Linked DNA regions of Homo sapiens: regions 1 and 3 are each linked to region 2. A link is a loop called in an ENCODE intact Hi-C map of the cell type or tissue named here. Cell type or tissue: PC-9. All regions are shown on one strand.

Region 1 (8,000 bases), 110 kb after region 2:
TATGAGAAACTCTGGCCATTTCTACTGGCTGGACTCCGTGTGCTGCCTGAATCCAGGTGCATGCAGAGATGTTCTCAGATCTAAGAGAGGTCAGGAAGGGAAAGGGATGATTCCTCCTCCTACCTTTTCCTAAGTCCCTTCTCCACACATCCAATTGCACCCATGAGAACCGAACCACCATGTTGAATGGGGTCTGGCATTCAGAGCAACTTCCCTACAAATCTCTTTTTATTGGCATTTCCTCCAATTTAACCAGCCCTGAATTGCATTTGAATCAGATGAGAGAAAGAGAGGGAAGGAGAAGGGAGGAGGTCCCTCCCTCTCTTGGAAAAGCAGCTCACAACCAGCTTTATTTGGTAAAATGCTGCAATAGATGCTTGTCAGAAATAATTTATTCCTGTTAGCTGTAATCTGAAGGAAAACAGATACAAGTCCTATAGTTAAAAAAAAAGTAAAGTAGTCTTGCTTTCGCTGACAGTACAAAGGTGTCATATACAAGAAGGATTGACACAGACCAAGGGGTCTTGTGGGAAATATGATAATAACTATAAAGAAGACAGATTATTCCCCAGTTGCCAACATTCAAACCTTTTTACAGTCAGTTCAAACATATAAAACTTTATTGCTCTAGCAGAAAGGGGAACAATTTCTGGTTGCACAGCTTTCCCAGGGCTGGGTTTATACTGTCTGTGTTATTGCTCTATAGTGGCATTTTAAAGTTTATTGAACAAGACTTTTACAATTGAAGGAAGTATATAAAACTGTAAATTTATTAGATTTTTCAGGATAAGTGCCCTTTGTAGTTGTGCTCAAGAATTCGGAGCTATGAGAAACTGCTAGTTACAAGACTTATTAATATTAAAGACTGAGAGTACGCACATTTTATACCTTAACTGATCTCAAAAATAATATTATTATATTACTGAATGTCAGAGCTCTGATACTATAGAATTGGATGGATACACACACATAGGACTCTATGTACCAGATGTGTTTATTTTTCACTGGCTAAAAAGTTAGCTTTCGTTATATCTTACTTTATTTGCTTTTAACACAGTTGGTCAGGGTATTCCTCTGTTCATTGAAGGATGTCTCAGGTAGATGTTTTTTCCTAAAATCCTTGCTGATTTTCCAGCATTTCTCAGTGTGTGGGTATAATGCAAGTACAAGTGTTAGGTTTTAAGAGCATATTTTATGGTGAAGTAATATATTGTTGCATTCACAAAAGCAACTATAACTTTGATAATCAAAATACTACCAAAAGGAGTTCTTGTTTTCCCCAACTTCTCATTTTTCATTTCTTAAAGGTTTTGAGGGAAATCATTTGAGAAATTTTGTAACATTTGTGATAATCTATAAAAAGGTTTCTCAACCTCAGCACTATTGACTTTTTGAGGCCAGATGATCCTTCATTATGGGGGCTGCCCTGTGTACCGTAAGCTGTTTAGCTGCATTCCTGGCTTCCACCCATAGATGCCAGCAGCATCCCCACTCCCCCATTGTGAGAACCAAAAATGTCTCCAGACATTGCCAGATGTCTCCTGGGAGGCAAAATTATACCCAGTTGAGAACCATTCATCTATACAGTATTATAATATGTCTGGGGAAAATACATTTTACTGTAAATAAATAATATAGGTTGTGTTTGGTAATTAAAAAATATATTGTTACTAAACAAGATGAATTACAGGATTATTTACTTGCAGAAATATCTGACTGTTGACTGCTTTTAAATAAGGTGTTTCCCCCAAAGAATGTAACATAGCTCAATCTTTAAAATTTTTCATATAAATTTTGGGGATCATATCACTATGTGGAAGGAGATGCCTTGCTTGCTTACTTAAGCCTCAGGACATGTGTTTATGGATATAATCACTTATGAAACCAGACCTCATATTCTTTTTATATTATGTTATGATTAGCCACTGATATGTGTTTGCCTTTTTGATTTTTCACATGCATATGCAGAAACATGTATATGTATATATTATGTGACTAACACAGTGAAGGATATGAAAAGTATGAAGACAATTTTGATTATAATTTTCTCATTTGACAAGTTCAATTTTGAGGTACCATCAACTTGCCTTTAATTTTCAATTTGTATTCTAGAATTCCTTAACCTCTTCAGAAGGTTTTCATGGTAGATACATTTAAAACATTCAAATAAGTTGTTTATAGCACCTGTTCACCTTCATGCTGCCTGATGTTATTCAAGTACCTATGTGTGAATGGCACTTTGATCTGGAATTCTGTGTTAATTTGTCTAGTGGCCATAGCATTTACAGAAATAAGCTAAAATGTTTTCAAAAGGACTTAAATTGTAATTGGCCTTTTGGTTTTTGATTGCTGAGTTTTGGAATTCTATGGTTGATATAAAAAAAATCTAGACACTTGTGACTTACTAAGGAGTATCTTGAAAATGTCTCAATTCTGTTATTCAGTGGAACTACCATTCTCTTTTGCCCCTATGACCTCTGATGGCTGAGCGGTGTTAGCCATATACTGTGTGTCTTTTCACCTCTTCTTGCCATCTCTGTGGGTCACTGGGCTCCTCTGGAAACTTCTGTAGGCAGGGCAGAGGTTTCCTTTTGTGTTTCCTTTTAGACCATGCCTTAAGAAGTATGGTGTGACTTCCTTTATTCACTAAATGTCTTTCTGATAAGCTGTGCATGAATTATATGATTGGAAAGCAAATCATATTAGAATCCACTAGTGGAGTCTGGCTAGGATATCCATTGTAATCCTCCTAGTAAGTCATAAGATCTATTCACAATCACCCCTTTAGTTATGCACGGTTTCCTTAAATCATAATATATCTTGTTAGAGTTTTTAAACTACTAATGTCCATTCTAGTATGGTGATATGTATGATAGCTGTGTCCTGCCTGGATTCATGCAGTCACATATATATGATATACCTTTTTTTGAACATATGACAATATGCATAGCCCCTATTTGGTGAACTGTCTTCTCTACAAATTATAGCCTTGGTGCTTTACAAGGTTAAATAACACAGTCTCTAATTTAAGTAACAGTGAGAACCAGGAAGATTTAAACAGTCTGAGTCAGGCACACATAACCCTACCCTCAAAAGCACTCATAGCTAAGTGGGGGAATCTTGCTGAAGTCTTGTTAACTTCCTGGGTTTCAAAGTCCCACTTCCAGGTACCATGGATGAGGCAGCAGGCATGCAATTACAGAAAAATAAACCTTTAGTCAAACAAAAGAAGCCACTGAAAGAACTGAAAACCCCTTCCTAGTCCCAGCTAAATTCCCAGGGAAGATTTAGGACCTGTGTTTGTCCTGAGTTAGTGGATGGTCTTGGCCAGTTTGCCATCTGTAGTGGTGAGTTGAAAGGGACTGTGGGCTCTGGAGGCTGAAAGGGAGTGAGCAGGAACAACATGAAACAGCAAATGTCAGGGAAGTCAGTAAGCCCTGAATCTTTTATGAGACCTTGGATATTCTGATCACAGCTCCGCTGGCATCGAGATTGGAATACAGATTATGGGAGGGAGCGTCTGTGACATGAAGCCCTGGCTTAAATCTTCCCAAGGTTTTAACGTGCCTTACCATATGAATATTTTGTTATTTTATTTGGCAGTATTTCCACAGGAGGCCAGGAAGGAGAGCACTGAGTAAGCCAGGGGTAGGGCAAATCTAGAGATGGGAGAGATTAGAACAGTATTGTGGCTAATGAGACTAACACCACTGAGGTGTGTGTGTGTGTGTGTGTGTGTGAGAGAGAGAGAGAGAGAGAGAGAGAGAGAGAGAGAGAAAGTGCTGAATCCCCTGTAATCCTGTCTCATACAAGGCCCTGGTGCTAAAACCACTGTAACTGTTTATGAATTCACTCCAGCTACATAGTGAGAGGAAGGAAAGAGAATAAGAAGAACCCAATGCTGGAATGAATTTATGCTTAAGAGCTTGTCTCGGGAATGCAGCTGGGTTTAAGAGTCGCCAAGCCAAGACACCCTTTTTGGGAAAAGGGAAAAGAAAAGGAAAGGAAGATAAAAACCCAGGAGACTGGAGGGACAGTGGGAGGAAGAGGAAAGAAAACGTGCTGCTCCCAGATGGGGAAGCCTTGTCTGAGTGAAATGGCATTATAGGTTGTCTGGGTGTTAGCCCCTTAAAGTGGTTTAATTTCCCACTAAATAGAGATCACTGTGAGGACTAAGAACCAAGCAAATGCTTTCGATTGCGCTATCTTGATTAGAAGCCCTGCATTAAGGCAAGAGCATTGGCAGAGCCCGAGAGAGCTGAGGCACCCTGAGGCATGCAGCAAGGTCCATGGCAGGCTAGACTTCAAGTGGCTTTGCCGGAGCATGACTTACAGCAGATTTGATGGCCTGGATTTTGCTTTTCCACACCTGTCCCCATCTGGTAGGCCATGCTGTCTCGTAGCCAACCTGCAAGTCAGTTAGGTGAGGCCGAGTGACCTCAGCCTGATGCAGGCCACAGAAGCAGAGCGAGGCAGAGTGACTAAGTGACTGCTGGAATCCTAGTAAAGCAGGGATAGGAACCAGAGTTCCTGGACTGCACGCAGCCTTTTCTTTGGTAAGAGAGGTTGACTACTGTAGTAGCTGTGTAAGGGGCAGATAGAGATGAGTGAGAGATGGTCATTCCTAAGTAAGAAATATTTATCAGATGACTGTTATGTGTCAGGAGCTGGGCTAAGTGCTTTACACATATATAGTCTTTTTTTAAAAAAAATATTTTCTTTTCTTTTAATTTAGTTTCAGGGGGGTACATATGCAGGTTTGTTAACATAGGCATATTATATAATGCTGGGGTTTGGGCTTCTATTGAATCCCTCACCCAAATAATGAACACAGCACTCAAGAGAGTGTTTTTCAGCCCTTGCCCTTTCCCTCCCTCCTCCTTTTTGGAAACCCCAGTATCTATTGTTGCCATCTTTACGTTCATGTATACCCATTGTTTAGCTCCCACTTGTAAGTGTGAATGTGCAGTATTTGATTTTTTGTTTCTGCGTTAAATCACTTAGGATAATGGCCTCCGGCTGCATCCATCAACATATACAATCTTTACAACAAATATATGGCACAGGTACTGTGATTATATTATACCCATTTTAGGGATAAGGAAACTGAGGCTAAAGAAGTAACCAAGACAAAGTTAGAAAATGCCAAGTTTGAATCTAGGCTATCTCCAAAATACTTGGCCTTGAACACCCATTTGAGCAGGTTTGCACTGAATCTGTTTCTTCATTTTAAGCACTACTTATTGAGTGCTGACTGTATGCCAGGTACCATGGTAGGTGCTGGGGATACTGACTAGAGGAAGACAGTGTCCTAGTCCTTGAGGTGTACACACAGCCGCGGAGACACCCCAGCAAATCAGCGATGGCAGTGGTGCCATAGATACTCTGAGAAGTAGTCACGGTACTCATGGGGCCTGCTACTTCATAATGTCAGTGACGTGGCAGACACAGGAAGGCTGCAGCACACCTAACTTTGTTGGTCACTTTTGTCTATCTGCTACTCTCAAGGCTCCATTTGTCTCTGTTGTGTAACTCTGAGCAAGCTAGTCTTCTTTCTAAGAAAGTGGAAGCTGATCAGCAGAAGGTGGCCATGGACAAAATGGGAAGCAGGACCGCTGGAGAAATAGGCCCAGTTGCTTATTTCAGGAAATCCTCTAGTCTTGTTCACTCGAAATTGTGCAAGGACAAAGCTGGGTCCATTGAAACAGAAAGCATAAGAAAACAAAAATAGAAAAAGGGGGAAAAACACTTTAAGTTGAATAAACAACTGCTGAGCCAACTCATGAGTTCAGCGGGGGATTCTCATGTTTCCAGGATATTTTCAGATTCTGATGGCAACTCGGGAAAGACCACTGTAACCTTGAACTTTGTCAGAGGACCGAGTTTAAGACCACCAAGACATTTCACGCAGACCACCCACTGCAATTTCTTGCATAGGTCTGCTGGCCAGTCTCTTATTAATACTGCAAGGCAACCTAAACTATATTTTGTTGGGAAAGTGGAAGAGCGAAGGCAGGTGTTGAAAAGCCATGAAAAAAAGAATTAAAACAAAAATGTGCCTCAGGCTCCTTTCAGCTGGCAGCAGAATTTCCGTCATCTTTCCCTTTTGAATTTGATATTATTGCAGGAACATTACCACGGACTCAATTTTCACTTGACAGTGAAATACCAGAAGTCGTCTCGGGTCCGGAGTGCTGTCTGCATCCAGTCCCTGTTAATCTGCAGAAGGAAAGCATGGAGATGGGGTGGGTGGCCAAGCTGACACAGGCCTCTTCAGGCTGCTGGGAAAGGGTGCTCCCTGGGTGTGAGGCCCAGGAGTCCCTAGAATTGCATAGATGCAGCAGTGAGCAGCCCACCTGGGTGTGAATCATAGACTTGTTTTGAGAATTAAATGAGCAAATTTATGTAGAATGCTTAGGTCAGTGTCTGACACATACACCAGTGTTCAGTGAGTATTACCTATTGTGACTGTTTCTTCGTGGGCAAAGCAACATCATCCTTTCTCTGCAGAATTTGAAACTGATGTCAAAAGAAGAGGGAGGCAGCAGCATCACACATCAGAGGGAATTTCTTTTAGATTCATATACCGTTTTTCCATTTTCTCTTTTCAGTTTTTTTCTTTCTTATAAGAAAGACTCCAGATGTTGAATTTAAACTGGGGGATGTCTTCAATGCCATTGAATATATTGAGCGTGTAGGCAGGCAGTGGAAGGTGCTGGTTTTTTTCTTTTTTTTCCTTTTTGTTTTTTGAGATGGAGTTTTGTTCTTGTTGCCCAGGCTGGAGTGCAATGGCGTCATCTCGGCTCACTGCAACCTCCACCTCCTGGGTTCAAGCGATTCTCCTGCCTTAGCCTCCCAAGCAGCTGGGAATACTGGCATGCACCACCACACCTGGCTAATTTTGTATTTTTAGTAGAGACGGGGTTTCTCCATGTTGGTCAGGCTGGTCTCAAACTCCCGAACTCAGGTGATCTGCCCGCCTTGGCCCCCCAAAGTGCTGGGATTATAGGTGTGAACCACCACGCCTGGCGGTGCTGGCTTTCTTTGGTAAAACGGAGAAAAGCCTTGAGGGTTTAAGGAGGAGAGAGGGGAGTAAAATAGAGAAGAGGATCAGGAAAAGAAGAACAAGTTGAGGATATTTAATTATTTGAAATATTGTGAAACATGAATATTGATGAGAAGGATGAACAGGGATGACTAAGTGCAAGGCAGGGCGTGATGGCTTACCTTCCTCCAAGTCCCACCTGCTGTTGTTGACCCCATCTGGCCAGCCAGGCGTGAACCTTAGTCTAGCAACAATAGGGGCAACACAGAGTGCATCTGCTGCTCAATGCAGGGAGAGATGCACTCTTCATCTTGTACCTTCTTGCTGTCAACCCTTTCTCTTTTTTTCTTCTGCTCATTTCTTACCACTCTGTTTATGGTAACATTTGAGGGGGGAAAATACATCACCCTATGAAAGAACAGGGTGGCTGCTGACTTTGTACCAACAGCAGTGAACCAGGGCCTAGTTGTCAGCAACCAAGACCTCTGCTGACCCAGAAGCAGACAGGTGACCCTTTCACCAAAACTTCAATCATCAGTCTTCTCTTTTCTTTTTTTGAAACAGAGTCTTGCTCTGTCGCCCATGCTGGAGTGCAGTGGCGCGATCTCGGCTCACTGCAAGCTCTGCCTTCCAAGTTCACGCCATTCTCCTGCCTCAGCCTCCCGAGTAGCTGGGACTACAGGCGCCCGCCACCATGCCCGGCTAATTTTTTGTATTTTTCATAGAGACATGGTTTCACCATGTTAGCCATGATGGTCTCGATCTCCTGACCTCGTGATCCACATGCCTTGGCCTCCCAAAGTGCTGGGATTACAGGCGTGAGCCACTGCGCCCGGCTAGTTTTCTCTTTTTGTCGTGTCTACCTTCCTACTTGCCTCACACCAGTCAGTTGGCTTTCTGTGTCAAGCCTGAGGAATGAATCTCATGAAAGAGCATTGGGAGAGCGGAGATTTTG
Region 2 (8,000 bases):
TGAAGCCAGGACCTGGTATGTACTTTTTCTCCATGAATTTGTGAAGTTTCTGCTATATTTTAGGACATTACCTTTAAGAATAGACTTTTTATGGCCTTCGTTTTGGGGTCTCGCAGCCATGTTGTAAATATAATACCTCAGGAGAGTTTGTAGGTTATAACTCTGGGCCTTTAAGATGCCTTGGCCTTAAATTTTTTATTTAAAAATTAAATAAATAATTAATTTAAGAGACTTAAATTAATTATTGCTGTACATTTCTGGAGAGTTCCCCAATTCCTGGGTTTCTGGTTCTCCTGGTATTTTAGTCCATATTCTGTTGGTATAACAATACCACAGACTGGGGAATTCACAAAGAAGTGTATTTGGCTTGTGGTTCTGGAGAATGGGAAGTCCCAGAGCATGGCTCTGGCATTTGGTGAGGGCCTTCTTGGTAACATGGTGGAGTTCATCACATGGTGAGAGGGCAGGAGCAAGAGAGCCAGACTGCTTGCTTTTATAACAAAGCAATTCCCACAGTAACAAACCCACTCCTAGGATAGCAATGTTAATCCATTTGTATCCATTCGTGAGGGCAGAGGGATTCAGTTTCCAACACATGAATTTTTGGGAGACATATTCAAACCATAGCCAGTTTGTTTGTTTTTATCTGGCTACTAGAGTAAGAATTCTTTTTTTCTTTTCTCTCTTTCCCCTTTCTCCTTCCTTTGTTCCCTCCCTTCCTAGAGGGTGGTAGAGACCAGAGCTGGAAAATTTCAGACAGGAGTTAGGTGTCGAGACCAAGGCACACTGTGGAGGGTTAAGTCATTGTCTTCCATTGTCTTAGGGCTTCTTTGTGTATCTCTCCAGTCCAAACCTTGTGGATGGATGACTACCGGCACTCTTAGAGATAGGAGAGACATCAGTTGAGCTGAACTAGTTTAATTCCCAGAGTTCTCTGAGGAACATACTAGTGTTTGTTGATTTTCTGTTGGATTACTGGAACTCTCAGTATGTGGTAAATTCCTTGAAAAACCTGATTGCATTTGATTTTGTCATTGGTTCTTATCCTTTCTGAGCAACAAGCACCACCCTTTCCAATGACACTCTGCCTTTTTTATTCTTTTTAACTTTTAGAAGAGCTACCTGGGCAGCCAAATTTTTCATAAAGAGCCTTACACCTGAAATAGCTTGACATTGTGTCATACCTCGGAGCGTATAGCATATTTCATTTATGTGATTAGATTTGACCTTTAAAACTACCCGGAGGTAGGAAGGGGAGGGATCATTATCCCACTTTTACATAAAAGAAAACAGAGGCTCAGTTGCCCCAGGTTATTCAACAGGTGTGTGGCTGAGCGTTAATTTGAATCCTGGTTTGTCCAGCTCCAGTCTATGTCCTGACCAACCCCGCCCTGCTGATAGACATCACGGTGTTTCTTTACACCAGATTTATTTTCTGTCTCTTTTTTCCTCCTGATTTTTTTTTTTTTTTTTGCAAAGAAGAGTGTTTCTGCCAGTAGCTTTATCAGATGATTTTGCCCCTCTTTTCATTCTCTCCCAATAGATCTCATGTCTAACACTACTCTAACTTTGCTCCCCTCTGAGACCAGCATGAACTCCAGTTCTTTCTAAATTGTGTAATTCTTTTTTTTTAAAATTAATTAATTATTAATTTTAAGTTCTGGGATACATGATGTGCAGGTATAATTCTTTCTTAATAGATTCTGAGCTTGACCTTCCAGTCGTCTTCTACTGCTCAGCCACACCCCCCTCCATTTTTGTTTCTTTTCTCTTTCTTCGGGCAAATCTGCAATTGTGGGCGCATATTTACCTTGTTATTTTTTACAGTATTCCCATGTGAACATTTTGCCAGCGGCCTCTTCTTAATTTTAGTCCTTTCTGGGGAAGGGTTAATAGTTCAAACCCATTGTTTTTCTTTTGAGGGTTGAGACTTGTTATAAAAGCTGCCTGGAGTGGGACTGTCCCTCAGGAGGGGAGGGGCACAGGCCTGGCATGGGGATAACTGGGAATGGGGTTTGGACACAGGATGCCTGGCGACTGTAGGGACACTTGTCTCATTTCTTGCTCTGTTATATAATATAAATGCTTAGGGAAGCTTAGATTCAATGGGTTGTGCCCTTCCAAAAGCCTACTGCTGGAGTGAAAACTGGAAATACATCTTTGCATATGTGTTCTTTCATTTTATTTTTCCTACTGGTTTGCTAAGCAAAGAGCTGGCTTTGTACAAACCCCCTCTCCCCGCTTTTTTTTTCTTCTTTTCTTAAAAAGCTTCTGTGCTCTTTTGAAACAAGCCAACAAAAGTTGAAGCCAGTGTGTGTGCAACTCAGACCTCATGAGCAATTCTTTTCCAAACCAAATTTTAATTCACAGCTGCCAGTTTAGGGGCAATGCTAAGACCCAAATCGTCCTGGCATCTGAAGCACCTGTCCTAATGTTGAGTACTTTAAATATGGTGTTCCCATTTCCTAAATCTCAATTTAGTCTGTTTGGTCTTACAATTGTGAGTATAATTATGGGAAAATTTAAATGGGATACTTGAGTCAGGACTGTGTTAAAAAATCCAAGATGTATTGCTTCTGTAAGGCTAGACTAAAATAATGAAAATATTAAGAGCCTAAAGTATGCTGCTGCTTTTTTTTTTTTTTTTTTTTTTTGATACAGAGTCTTACTCTGTCGCCCAGGCTGGAGTGCAGTGGCGTGATCTCGGCTCACCGCAACCTCCACCTCCTGGGTTCAAGTGATTTTCCTGCCTCAGCCTCCCGAGTAGCTGGGATTACAGGTGCCCGCCACCATCGGCTGATTTTTGTATTTTTAGTAGATATGGGGTTTCACAATGTTAGTCAGGCTGGTCTCGAACTCCTGACCTCAGGTGATCTACCCGCCTCAGCCTCCCAAAGTTTTGGGATTACAGGCGTGAGCCACTGCGCCTAGCCTACTACTGCTTTTTAACTAAAGTCTGCCTGCATTCCCTCTCTTGCCACAAAAGGCAAACAGAGCTTTTGGCACATTTGATTCCTGAGGCAGCCCCATGCCTGTTTAACACAGTGTAGCTTAACTGGTTAAAGCACCGGGCTAGTAAACACATGACTAGGGGCTCAATCCCTTGTGGGCCTGTTAGTTTATTTACTGCATTCATTGGCCACAGACTTCATCCCTAAAGTGGTCAAGCCATCTCAGACACGTTTGCTTCTGGTCACACCGATCAAGATTGATCCAGCCACTGAAGTAATCCAAACAACTCACTTCTAATGGGCCAGAGGTTGTCATCTTCATACCTGAGGAATGGCTTGCATTTTATAAAAATTGGAGATTCTTCTGCTCTCAGAATAGCAGACACAGGGCTGGGCGCAGTGGCTCATGCCTGTAATCCCAGCACTTTGGGAGGCCGAGGCGGGCAGATCACCTGAGGTGTCAGGAGTTTGAGACCAGCCTAACCAGTGTGGTGAAACCCCGTCTCTACTAAAAATACAAAAATTAGCCGGGCGTGGCGGTGGGCGCCTGTAGTCCCAGCTACTCGGGAGGCTGAGAAAGAATTGCTTGAACCTGGGAGGCCGAGGTTGCAGTGAGCCGAGATTGTGCCATTGCACTCCAGCCTGGGCGACAGAGCAAGATTCTGTCTCAAAAAAAAAAAAAAAAAAAAAAAAAAAGCAGACACAGAGGTGAACTTAACCTGAGATTAACCAGATTCACAGTTCAATAGCAACCACCTTTAGAGTCCCTAAGCTAAGAAACTGCTATGATTTTGATGAAACAGAAAGGAGGAAGGTAACTCTAGTTCTTTCTGAGGCATCCGACACTCCTTTAGAAGGGTTTTCCCAGGAAGCCTCATTCACTTTCAGGTAAGCCCATTATGAAGGGATAAGGATTTTACCGTATTCCACTGGAATAGGGGAAAAAACCATCTCACTTTAACAGAAAGCATGCAAGTGCCCTTTTCTGGAGGAGGTGGGAATGAGGGAGTACACAGACTTTAGCTTAAACTGTGGCAGGAGGGTCTTAATTTTGGCAGAACAGGGCATGGTGTTGCATCTCACCTGTTCCACGCTTAGTACAAGCCCTTCTTCCCAGTCCCTGTCACCTGCCTCATTTTGAGCTTTCACTGTATTTTCCTGTTGTTCCAGGGAAGATGAAGTGCATTTAAATGCTGCAGTTGGATACTGTGAAGATGAGACCCCTTAGCCTGTGGGATTAACTTTCCATGGAGCCCATTCTGGAGAGACTTGAGAGAGCACCTTTAAAAGGAAGTTAGCTAAGATACTGCCCTCCGTTTCAGACAGAGGTTGGAACCAGATCCTGGCTGAGAGCAGAGACCAGCTTCCACTCAGCCATGCACCCTAGGAGTGGGGATTCAGCTCTGTGGCTCCAGGAAGGTTAATCTTCAATGTTAATCCGTTTAGATAAAGTTGTTAGTTAAAAGGTAATCTGTTTAGCCTCCCTTTCCCCATTCTCCTGCCAGAAAAGAGGGAGTTCAAGTCTTCTTTCCAGGACTCCTGTGTTTTGGCTGAGACTGATTCTTCACTGTGGCCTTGGGAGAAAAGCTGCCTAACCAGTTCTGGGCCCTGGCTAGTTACAACCATGTGTGAGTTGTTTACAGTACGCACAGGTATGGGCTGAAGGGAAACAAAGCTTAAGGGATGACTAGAAAGGCTTGCTGAAATTGCTATGGGAGGGCCCCACCCTCCAAGCCATCTCCCCTCACACCCCGCTCGGTTTCAGTTTCTGCAGCTTGGTTATGCGACATTCTCTTAATCCTTTTTTGAATCTGGTCTCTACTTAAGCACTCAAGAAAACTGCTCCACAAGGATTGTTTTAGTGGGGTTTTAATTTTTTAAAATGTTCTTGTTTATTTAAATTGCTTGAACAAGGGTTTAGCTGTATGGGAAGAGTTCCTGCCTTTAGCTATACATGTTTCCACCCACTTAGACATGCTGCTCACCCACAGACTCATACAGCCTCCACAGACACAAAGCTTCTGTGTATCCTACATGTACCTGCACCCCAATTCTGTCAACCTCCCCACAGCTCTTGACTGGCTGTTTATCTATTCCATTCCACTACCTTCCCACCCCAGCCCTCAAAGTCCCAAACAGATTGAAAAAAAAAAAAAAAATGGGAGGCAGCAAAATTGCTTACTTGCACGAAAGGGCTCTTGCCTTTGAGGGGAGCTCTCTAGGCACCTAATTTCTCTTAGATTTCTTTCTGCCCTCAAAGGTACTTGTGGAATGTTTGCCGTTAAACGGTTGTAAATTAAGGGCTGAGTGTATGAAGCGTTAATGAAGGCTGCCATTGGAACCAGTCCACGTCCCGTCCCGGCTGGCAGGTTTGCTGTCCAAGAAGTCTCTTGCTGGAGGCCTGAGTTCCTGAGTGTCGGGTTTCAGCTCTCCTTTCTTCTTTTTTCGTCTTTTCTTCTGCAGCTATTTTTTCCCCTACCTTCCTTATAATCCGTCCCTTCCCTTCCTTCTTCCATACCCACTCCACCCCTACCCCTTTGGCTTTTTCTGAAAGTAACCATGAGGAACAGAGTCAGAATGAGGCTAGGGAAGCAGCATTTTTTTTTTTCTTTTCCTGTAGAAAGCAGGGCCAAAAGGGTGCATTTTATTTTTTTCTGCTTTTCCTTTTATCTCTTTGTGTTTGCTTCATTTCTTTCTCTTTAAGTCAAGGTTGAAATTGATGTTTGCAAAAGACAGGAATTTTGAATAACTGCCTGAGTTAAACAGAATATGGAGAAACTTTGACTCTGTCCCATGTATTAAAAATTAAAATTAGGGCAAAATAATGCGGATTTGTCCTGGAGGACCTGGCCAGATGTAGCTAGAGGACTTTCACAGTGCTGGTATAATTATACCTGGATATGGGATAATCTTCACTTTAAGCAACTCCATTATGTGAAAATACAGATCCACAGATACATATACAAATAAACACTTCCAAAAGAAATCCTTGTATAATTCAATGTAATATGTGTTTTTAAGCTACAATATGTAAGCCATCAAAGTACTGCATTATTTTTAGATAACAGACTTTTCAGTTTGTTTAAGGTGTGATTACCTTTACCAAACATCATTTCTACTCAAATAGAATGCTTACAATAAACTGTATGGAGGATACCTACATAAGTCATGTCCTGAGTTTATACTATTTCCTAGAGACATCTCTTTTATACATTTCAAGTTTTAAGTTTAGTCTGATGTTTTATACTTTTCAGTTTAGTACCTGAATTGTATCTATCTATGAAATAATAACAGATAATAATTTTAAGCAGATACTGTTTGCTAGACATTAATGCAAGACACTCTGTACATTATGTCATTTCATTTTTTTTTTTTTTTTTTTTTTTTTTTTTTTTTAGAGATGAGTCTCTGTCACCCAGGCTGGAGTGCAGTGGCACGATCACGGCTCACTGCAGCCTCTGCCTCCCAGGTTCAAGCAGTTCTCCTGCCTCAGCCTCCCAGGTAGCTGGGACTATAGGTGTGTGCCACCACATCCAGCTAATCTTTTGTATTTTAGTAGAAATGAGGTTTCACTATGTTGTTCAGGCTAGTCTCGAACTTCTGAGCTCAGGCAATCCGCCTGCCTCAGCTTCCCAAAGTGCTATGATTACAGGCGTGAGCCACTGCGTCCGGCCTATCATTTAATTCTATTGCCACTTCCATTTTAGAAATGAAGTGACAAAGCCTCACAGAGGATATGTAAGTTGTTCTTGACCACACTATGTTTGGTTGCTTGCCTTTGTATCCACCTGTGTTTCATCATTATTGCACAGTGTTCCCATTACTCTAAGGGTTACAATCTGAGGTCCCTTCCACCCTGACATTCATTCATTTGTGCATTCAGCAGTTACATGTATTGAGTGCCTACTGTGTGCCAGGATGCCCTGCCAGTCAGGCCAGCACTCAGTGATAACTACTGGTCACAGGATCTAGTGATTTGGCCTTAACAAATGAAGGCTGGACATGACCCTTTTTTATTCTGTCCTGAGAGCCGTTGCCTATGCTATCCACTTATTATAGCGGCATTCATATGTAATAAATAACTTATCAAAATAGTCATAAAGGACTTGGCAGACAAAATGAACTGCTAGAGAAGACTGCATTAAATTTTAATAGGAAGAATTCTTAGTAATAAGTAGGAAATGCATCTTGGTGTAGAACTGAGTCATTCTTTTGTGGCTTTCCCTAAGACATCTTCATATCAGTGACTATTTTTTTTTTCATTTATGAAATACTGTGCTTTTAGACAAAGTGTATTTGAAATTTCTCACTCTGTTTCCCAAGTAAATAAACAAATAAAAGTAAAGAATGGAAAAAGACAAGACAAACCATCTTCCTTTATTCCATAGAGGTGGAGTGCCTTCTAGTAACAAGTGCTGTGTGCCGTGTATGGAAGACACCAGTAATCACATCATAGACCCTAATCTCAAGGAACCTGTGTTCTTGTGGGGCAGTCAAAGAAATAGGCCTAGTCCAGGGTATTAAATGCTGTGATGGGGATACTGAGAGAGTATCCTGGGAATGTTTAGGAGGGCACCTTATTGTCTTGGTGAGGATGACGCAGTCACAGAAGTTTCTTCTAAAGAGAAGACACATAGGCAGAGATCTAAGAATGAATTAGAGTTCTCCAGATAAAGGGGATGTAAGGGGCAGAGGGGAGCAGACTGGCCGAAGAACATTTTTGTTAAAATCCTTTTTTTTTTGTTTTGAAGAAATATGACTTTTGTCCTAAAATTCCACAGCAGAGCTTCCAGGGCTATGGTAGGGATTAAGGTATTCTACAACAGATGAACAAGTCTTTTAGGGACAGCCTGGTGAGTTTAACCTCTGTAGGGCTCCTGTAGAGGAGGCACTCTTTGTTATGGGAAGAACAGGGCCCTTTTTAGTGAGAAGAGGGGCCTTGGGTCTCTCCAGTTTTCCTGATTGGCTGTGCTGATGGCTTTTACTCTTCTTTAAAGGAGGCATAATACAACCCCGTTAATTGAAACTCCAGTGTTTAGAATGTTTGGT
Region 3 (8,000 bases), 58 kb after region 2:
TATGGAACATTTAAAAATATTTTAGAAATGATATTTTTAAAAGAGAGTCAAAATAAAATGCTTTCATCTGATTATTTGACCAGAAATTGGGCTGCTTAATATAATGAATAATTGTTAGGATCTATCGATATGGCTACTCAGTGGTAAGAAGTGCCACATAAATATTGGTCTAATACATATATAATTATGTAACTCTAGCCAGGTAGCTGGATTAAATATGGGTAACAGCAAAAGCACTTCTGTCCTGATAAAAGTCTCAGTTACATTTAAATACTTAATATAATCAGCTCTTTTTCAAGTAAACAATAATTCAGGAGGCAAATGTTCAGTACATCTCATAGAAATTTTTTGTCTTAATTTGTTTGCCTGTACAATCTGCATTCTTCTTATTAATTTAATCCATATTTTGAAGTCAGAAAAGAATTCATCTCATTTGAGTTAGTTTAGATCAACATACTGATATTGCTGAATAGTTTCACTTCCCTGAAACTAAACATATCTATTCCTTTCGTCTTAGACAAATTATGAGGGGAAACCTGTCTGAAATTTGGCTAACACATGGTGTGCATTTGATGCCACTGGAGGATTTGCTTTGTCAATTTAAGATTGAGTGATGGCTATAGAGGAAAGTGACGGAAAAAAAAAACCTTCTTAATGTGAAATAGAAAGTATAAAGGACAATAAAATGCTAAAATGTACAGGAAATTCTTGTAATATGACTAATAATGTATGAGACTTGTAGAGATCAGTTCTGCTACAGGTATTCTTATGTTATATAAATGATATTATAATATCCTATTACATATATTATATTATCATACTATACCAAGAATAGATAATATTTTTCATCAACTGGTGATTCAAGTGTGAGTTTATACATGGGTTGACTGTGGATTGTATATATGATACCAAGCCTGTGTAAAATAAAACAAAAACCCCCTTCAAACTCCCATATGGAGTATTTGACTAAAGCAATAATATTAAGATAACATACTCTATTCCAAATAAGGATATAATTTGCTGTTTGATAAAGCAAAACAAAACAATGGAGTGTATTGGTACTGTTTTCCACAGAGTGGGAAGATAAGAACACATGTAGAGATGATAAAATGTCATTGGCTCCAAGAGACAAGCTTCCGAAATCCATGGTGGTTGAAGAACATCAAAGAGGAGCAATTATTTCAGTCATTAGGGCAGTTCCACCTGTTCTAATTGAACATTTTTAGGATGTAGAAGATGCATCATACATTGGTATCTATTCAGAAGGTGGGGACATCTGCTGTCTGTCATGTATCTGGGAGATGTTTATCTCAACAGGAGGCAATAATAATATGGTAAACCAAACCTAATATTATCATGATGCATTAAAACTGGGTTAATTGAAGCAATAAAATCAAAGTAACAGTAAATGCTTATACAACATGTTAAGTAATATTTACTTCAATCTTAGAAATGAAATGATAATTTTACATTCTAGCAGATGTATTTCTTGATACCTGTTCTGAGAGGACAGAAACAAGGCTCAAAATTCATGCAAGAGGCTAATAACAACTTAGTTGATAGTAAAATATGGAGCATTGGATGTAGAGTGCATTAACCTTCTTGTTTAATCTGAGTTGACCTATAAGTGGGCATATTGTTTTTTGGGGAATCGGGAGTTTTCTCAAGTAGAAAGAAGCCCCACTTTTCCTTTGATAGGGTACCAGTCAAGGAAATAAATGCTCTTTTTTCTACCTGAGTTAGATTTGCCTTTCATTTGCTCACCCTGATCTGTGTGGCTTTATTGACCACTACAGTTTAAGCCCATGCAACCTGCATGCTGTGCAAGAAAGAAAGGTGATGGACAGATAGTCCCAGAGTTAAACTTCTGGTGCCTTTGCCACTCCATGTCTTGCCATCTTATCATCATAGTAGCTTTGGGTATGGCCTCCTAGCAGCTTCATTGTTATGCCTGTGGGCATTCGTGTCCCACTGTCAGGCAGATTCTGGGGGACTGGGGAGCCAGAATGATGGGTAGCAGGCAGGTGGTAGATGGGGAGACCTAAAGTCCAAAAGCTAGACCCCTTCTCTCTTAACTCATAATGGCATTCAGAAGTTGTAATTATTTCACAAATAATAAATGAGGTACAAAAAAAAAAAAAAAGAAAGACTGGAATTTAAAATAAAAGCCAAATCAACCTTACAGCCCATGCGAATTCTGCAGCCACTGTTTAGCTCAATTGTAAAAGTGACCCTATACCCCAACACCAGTAAAGCAAGTGCTGCCATTTCCAAAGGTTCTCATCAGCCTGTTGTGGAGCTCAACTGATTGAAAACTGCTTTTTATCTGCTGTGGTCGTAGGGATTTCTGGCAATTTCAGTTCTTGCCTTTCCAAGAATGACCAAAATAAGTACAGATAATTACTAGAGATAAAATATTAGAGATCTATTAATACAGATAATGGCTGTGACATTTCCTCAGCATCAAAAGCTGTGGCACTACAGCTTTTTCTCTGGATTGCAGCTTGATATCCCCGAGTGTGTTTGACACTATATAAGTGTATACACAGCATGGTGTCACATGGTTCTTAGAGTCAAAACTGTTTGGCATTCCAGCCTGCTACATATCTACATATGAGGTTGGTCTTTATGACCTTGGATGGGCTATTTCACCTCTCCAACCCTCAGATTATTAATCTGTAAAATTGGGATTTTAATAGTTACCTTATAATAATAACAGCCAATATTTATTGAGCATGTGCATGCCAGATACTGTTATTACCACTTTACATATGTTATCTGTTACCCTGTGCACTACAACCTTTTGAGGTAGAGGCTCTTATTATCCCCATTTTATAGCTGAGGAAAGAAAAGACAGAGAGGTTGAGTAACTTGCCCTGGTGGATACAGTTATTAAATGACAGAGCCAGGATTTGATCTCAGACTCCATGATTTCCAGTCGTTGTCCATTCCCATTGTCTCACTAAGACTCAGGAGGACCAGTGGCAATCCCACATATTAACCTCATAGCACAGTGTCTGATGGGTAGGAGGCACTAAGAAAGGGCTGATTCATTCATCATCTCTTTTTCCCTACAATGAACAATGTCACATGGACACAGAGAGGGAATATTTCTTTCCCTGAATTGTTGGGAATTAGGTTCGTTGTTTTAAGCTCTAGAAATCACATCCTGAGAATGTGCCCAGATTTGCAGATATACATCGATTCACATCTCAGCTGGAGAGGGTGAAATACCATTTGGAATTCTGCATCCAGATCTTCTGAGGGAAAAGGGGGTAAATCAAAGGCATCCACAGATCTTTTCCTTTTTAGTTACAGACCTGGAAAAGGCATTTTTCTGCCACTTCCTCATTGGGAATGTAACTCTCCTCCCTCTATATTAACAAAGCTGTAGCATATGTTTCCCTTGTGTTCTTAAATCACCTTACATAGCACCAAACATGTGCTGTACATCCAAAAAATGGTTGTTGAATCAAGTGGAGTTCTTTGAGTGAGCAAGGGAAAGTTGGGATTTGTACCGAGGAAGCAGCAGGTGAGTTTGGGAAGGACATCTTTTTGCTATGTGAGTGGACACCTCCATTGGCTTGGGTGGCTGCAGAACCTGCCTCCCCCTTCACACATCCTCCCTTGTTCCCTCTCCCTGGCAGCTTAAGCAAGAGCACTAAGCTTGGCCAGTTGGAACGCCAGCCATGCCCAGTCTTGTGTTTTGAGGGAGCTAAGCAGAGAGACAGGATTACTACAGATGCCTCAGAGGTAGCAGCAGAATCGAGGGTGGTGGCAGTGGTGGGGATAAGTCCCCAAAGCCAGCAGTACCAGAGTCTGTCTCCTAACAGGCTTCCTCTGGCAGCACCTTGGTTGTATTCTCAGCTGTCTGTGCTTATTTTTCTGAGCTTGATTCTCCAGGTTTCCTGTTGACTCTGAGAGGCACTGCCTATCTGTCCAATAAATTCCTTTCCTGGGTAGGTGAGCCAGAGTCCACTTCTGTAGTTTGCAACCAAAAACCTTGACAGGTAGAAGTTAGGGAAAAATCACATGCTGTTTCTAAAACTACTCACCAAAGGAAAATGAGGAGGGGTTGGGGGCAATATTCTACAGGGTAGATGATGATAAGGACAAGGTTTTCTGAGTGAGCCAAGTATTTCTGGTAGAAAACAAGGTTTAAGCAAACTGGAGAAGGATTGCACCTGGCTTTGAAATATAAGGGAATGTTGTCTAAACCTGAAATACGGGTTTGGGCTTTGAATGGAGCCCTTTGGGGACCTTGCCTATGTGGGACATGCTGGGGCCTGGAGCTTTGGGGAACTTACACTGGGTTTGAAAAGCACCTGCCAGGGAGCTGAGGCGTCTCAGCTGCAGCTGACATGGCAGTGCTGAGACCCAAAACACCTGTGTGGTAAGACTGGCGAAAGATCAAGGACACTTTACAGACCTCCTCTTGGGATAAAGTGTAGGACCTGTGCCATTGCATAAATTCCTTTTATGTTAACTTGCTCCTTGTCACCCTATCAGCTAGATTAAAACCACAGTCAGTTGTAGTAACATCAGCAGAGGGAGAAGGAAGTGGTTTTGTCTAGAGGTCACACTTAGTGGTTATACTGACGCCTGCTGCCATTGCTTGCTTTTCTTGGTTGACAGAACAGAGCAGCTTTTATGTACATCATCCTTGACTACAGCTCTTCAGTGCCTTTGCTAGTCATTGAGGTTAGAAAACCAAACATAGGATGATTTTTTTTAAAGTATATTATTTCTTCTTCATTTTAACAATAATATAGATTGTGGTCTGTGCCTACAAATAACATATCAGTTGTTCAGACTACTAATTCTCTTTCTAGGATTCATATCCTCTCCCCTCACAAATTCTGCTCAGCACTAAGTTACCTACCTTACTGGTGGAGCCAAGCACCTTGATGTATACCTGTACTATTCTGGTACAGGAGGAAACCCAGAGAATTGCCAGCTGATCACAGCTGAAGCCAACAGCTGATCACATCTGAAGGCAAGCATACTGCTTGTTGGTGTGCCTGTTCACCTTATTTAAGTAAACACAGACTGGAAGCAGCTGAGAGGAGAAGACTTTTACTATGTTTTTCTCTGTCTACCAACTCTTCTTTATTTGACTGTGAATTCTTCAGAGATTGAACCCTTGCATTTCTTATCCTTTAGTTCTTCAGCATCTATAGTAATGGTGGGGAAGGAATACTGATGTTTTGAACACCTGTGAATGAATCCAGCCGAGGGCCTCTCTCCCATGGGTGTGTCTGAAGGACATGCCATCTGGCATGAGGGATAACATTACCAATGGTTCATGTCAAAGAAGCCTCTACATCCTCAGGGAAAGCCCTGATATTGTGGTCTAGGGATCACCAGCAATTTCACTGTAAGCCAGTTTTTTTTTTTTTTTTTTTTGAGATGGAGTCTGACTCTGTCGCCCAGGCTGGAGTGCAATGGTATGATCTTGGCTCACTGCAACCTCCACCTCCCGGGTTCAAACAATTCTCCTGCCTCAGCCTCCCGAGTAGCTGGGATTACAGGCCTCCACCACCATGCCTGGCAAATTTTTGTATTTTTAGTAGAGACGGGGTTTCACCATGTTGGCCAGGCTGATCTCGAAACCCTGACCTCAGGTGATCCACCCACCTTGGCTTCCCAAAGTGCTGGGATTACAGGCGTGAGCCACTGTGCCCAGCCATAAGCCAGTTTCTTATATTGACCTTTGTAATTTTATTTTTGGTATTAGTTAATGTGTACATAGGCGTTATCACCTCATTGGAAGTTAAAAGAAAAGTAGTGCTAGCTTTTTAATTTTTTAAAAATTTATTTCATGTTTTCAAGCAGGGATAGGTTGTAGAGTAAAAACAGGAAAAAAAGGACTAAAGACCTAAAAATACACTTTCATGGAGGGCATCAATTGCCTAAATGTTTTCTTCTTGAGTACTTTCCAAATCCTAACAAATCAATTCTTCCCAGACTTGAAGAGCCCTCCTTTAAATACCTCTTTAGACCAGATGCAGGTGCAGTGGCTCAAGTCTGTAATCCCAACACTTTGGGAGGCCTAGGTGGGCAGGTCACCTGAGGTCAGGGGTTTGAGACCAGCCTGGCCAACATGGCAAATCCCTGTCTCTACTAAAAATACAAAAATTAGCCGGGTGTGGTGGTGCACACCTGTAACCCCAGTTACTCGGGAGGCTGAGGCAGGAGAATTGCCAGAATCTGGGGAGTGGAGGTTGCAGTGGGCCAAGATCTCGCCACTGCACTTCAGCCTGGGCAACAGATCAAGACTCTGTCTCAAACAAACAAACAAAAACTTCTTTAGTCTGTTTTTGGAAATTTCCATCTGACCAGACTCTGGGCCTTCTAGGAGACAGGGTGTAGGCAGAGTTAATAGGATTTTTGCAGAATACCTTGAAGCTGTGGGAAGCCCCAGTGCATCCTTTGCATTGCAACCAGTACCAAGCCGACTATGCATTTCCTCAGTCAGTTGTGATGGTCTGATGTCAATTCCTGTTGGTTCAGGGTCCGAGGAGCCTTCTTCAGCTTGTTCCAGATAAGCCTGAAGCCTCCCTGAATCTGTGATCCCCTGTAGGATTCAGGAGTGTGAGCTTTGAGCATTCTGTGGATCAAGGCCTCTTGCACAGCCTGGTGGCAGTGAGATGCCTTTGTTCATGCTCAAGCACTTGTCTTTCCCGTAATTGCCTAGAGTTTGGTAGCTTCGTTGTTACAGTCACCGTCACCTTGTACTGTGAAGGTTTATCATTCTATGTCATTATGTGCATGCATGTGAACATGTGTGAACATTTATTTTTTTTCTTGTAGTGATGGTTAATATGCAGAACTTTGATCAGATATTGTTTTTCTTACTCCTGAACTAGAACTACCTTCTTCATTTATTATTTTATTATTGTGAGGGTTATTATAAAGAACTACAACTCTAAAATACAAATGTTTTGATGATATCATAGAAATACATTGGTGCTAACATCAGCACAACTAGTGAAAATATGTCTTGCCCAGCTGTGTAACTTTCAAATAGTTTCCCAGAAGCCATAGCCTTAAGCATGTCAGTCAAAGGAATGACTTAAGCAAATGGAAGCGTGCCTACCTTTCTGCCTGCCTTCTTGCCTGCCTGCCTTCCTTCCTGCCTTCCTTCCTGTCTTCCTTCCTGCCTTCCTTCCTGCCTTCCTGCCTTCCTGCCTTCCTTCCTTCCTGCCTTCCTGCCTGCCTGCCTGCCTGCCTGCCTGCCTGCCTTCCTACCTGCCTGCCTTCCTGCCTTCCTCTCTCTCTCTCTCTCTTCTTCCCTTTCCTCCTTCCTTTTTTCCTTCCATCCTTTATTTAGAGATTTGGTCAGAGTAGAAAGTATCTTAGTAGGATTGCTTCTCCCTATGGTACAACATGATGTAGTGTGATAATACATTACTGTTCATGATACGTAGAACCTGTTCAACATTACGTGCTTTGGGCTCTGGCCCATAGCTTGCCTGATCTGGGACCTGAACGTAAAGATACTTATCATCGACATGCTGTGTGTTCTTTAAAAGTAAAGCTATATCAAAGATACTTATATTTAATGAGATGATTGCACCTGTCTGTCATTGCAATTAAAACATTTATGAGATCATCAAACACCTTTTTGAGTGCTCCTCAATGTATTGCTCTTGGTATGATATCCTATCCATCATAGTCCTATGCAAATAATTATATTAGCAAAGTATGTTGAAGTGTGTTGGCGCCTTAAATAAAATATCAATTGCCAGGTACGTTAGGGGTGAACCCCAGGCCAACTTTCATAGTAGAGCTATGACTAATCAGATGGTGTTTAAGTTAATAACTCTTCCCAGAAGCCAAGTATTAAAGAAAGTGAAAGATGGTGGTCCTTTGTGTGGGAATCCAAGCACCTGCTGAATGGTGCCTGATTATTTTGTCAGGGGGTTTCAAACAGTCTCCCCATTTGTGACAGGTAAATCCTGAAAGAGCAAAAAGGCTGGATTGTCAGTCAGAGACTG

Evidence for each region. A loop is a pair of places that touch in the nucleus more often than their neighbours do. Peaks named below come from ENCODE experiments on the same cell type or tissue, not always from the same donor. Only the 100,000 strongest peaks of a DNase experiment are listed, where the experiment ranks them.
Region 1: a loop joins it to region 2, with 5 times the contacts of the local background. A loop is called at or near these places in 2 of 110 quality-filtered maps.
Region 3: a loop joins it to region 2, with 8 times the contacts of the local background. A loop is called at or near these places in 4 of 110 quality-filtered maps.

Annotation. Positions count from the first base shown.
Region 1 is chr1:164,703,680-164,711,679 of GRCh38, forward strand. All of the region lies in intron 2 of PBX1 (PBX homeobox 1), which reads left to right. Among named protein-coding and RNA genes, the nearest start is that of PBX1-AS1, 67 kb to the right of the region's middle. In PC-9, no CTCF peak of the experiment used is centred here; DNase peaks (open chromatin) are centred at 3,092, 3,652 and 4,452; H3K27ac peaks cover 2,383 bases.
Region 2 is chr1:164,597,616-164,605,615 of GRCh38, forward strand. All of the region lies in intron 2 of PBX1 (PBX homeobox 1), which reads left to right. Among named protein-coding and RNA genes, the nearest start is that of PBX1, 42 kb to the left of the region's middle. RefSeq lists enhancers at 4,600-5,365, 5,366-6,130. In PC-9, no CTCF peak of the experiment used is centred here; DNase peaks (open chromatin) are centred at 1,276, 4,586 and 5,236; H3K4me3 peaks cover 2,799 bases; H3K27ac peaks cover 4,872 bases.
Region 3 is chr1:164,656,039-164,664,038 of GRCh38, forward strand. The region is part of intron 2 of PBX1 (PBX homeobox 1); the gene reads left to right. Among named protein-coding and RNA genes, the nearest start is that of PBX1, 100 kb to the left of the region's middle. In PC-9, a CTCF peak has its summit at 4,560; a DNase peak (open chromatin) is centred at 4,363; H3K4me3 peaks cover 1,544 bases; H3K27ac peaks cover 6,055 bases.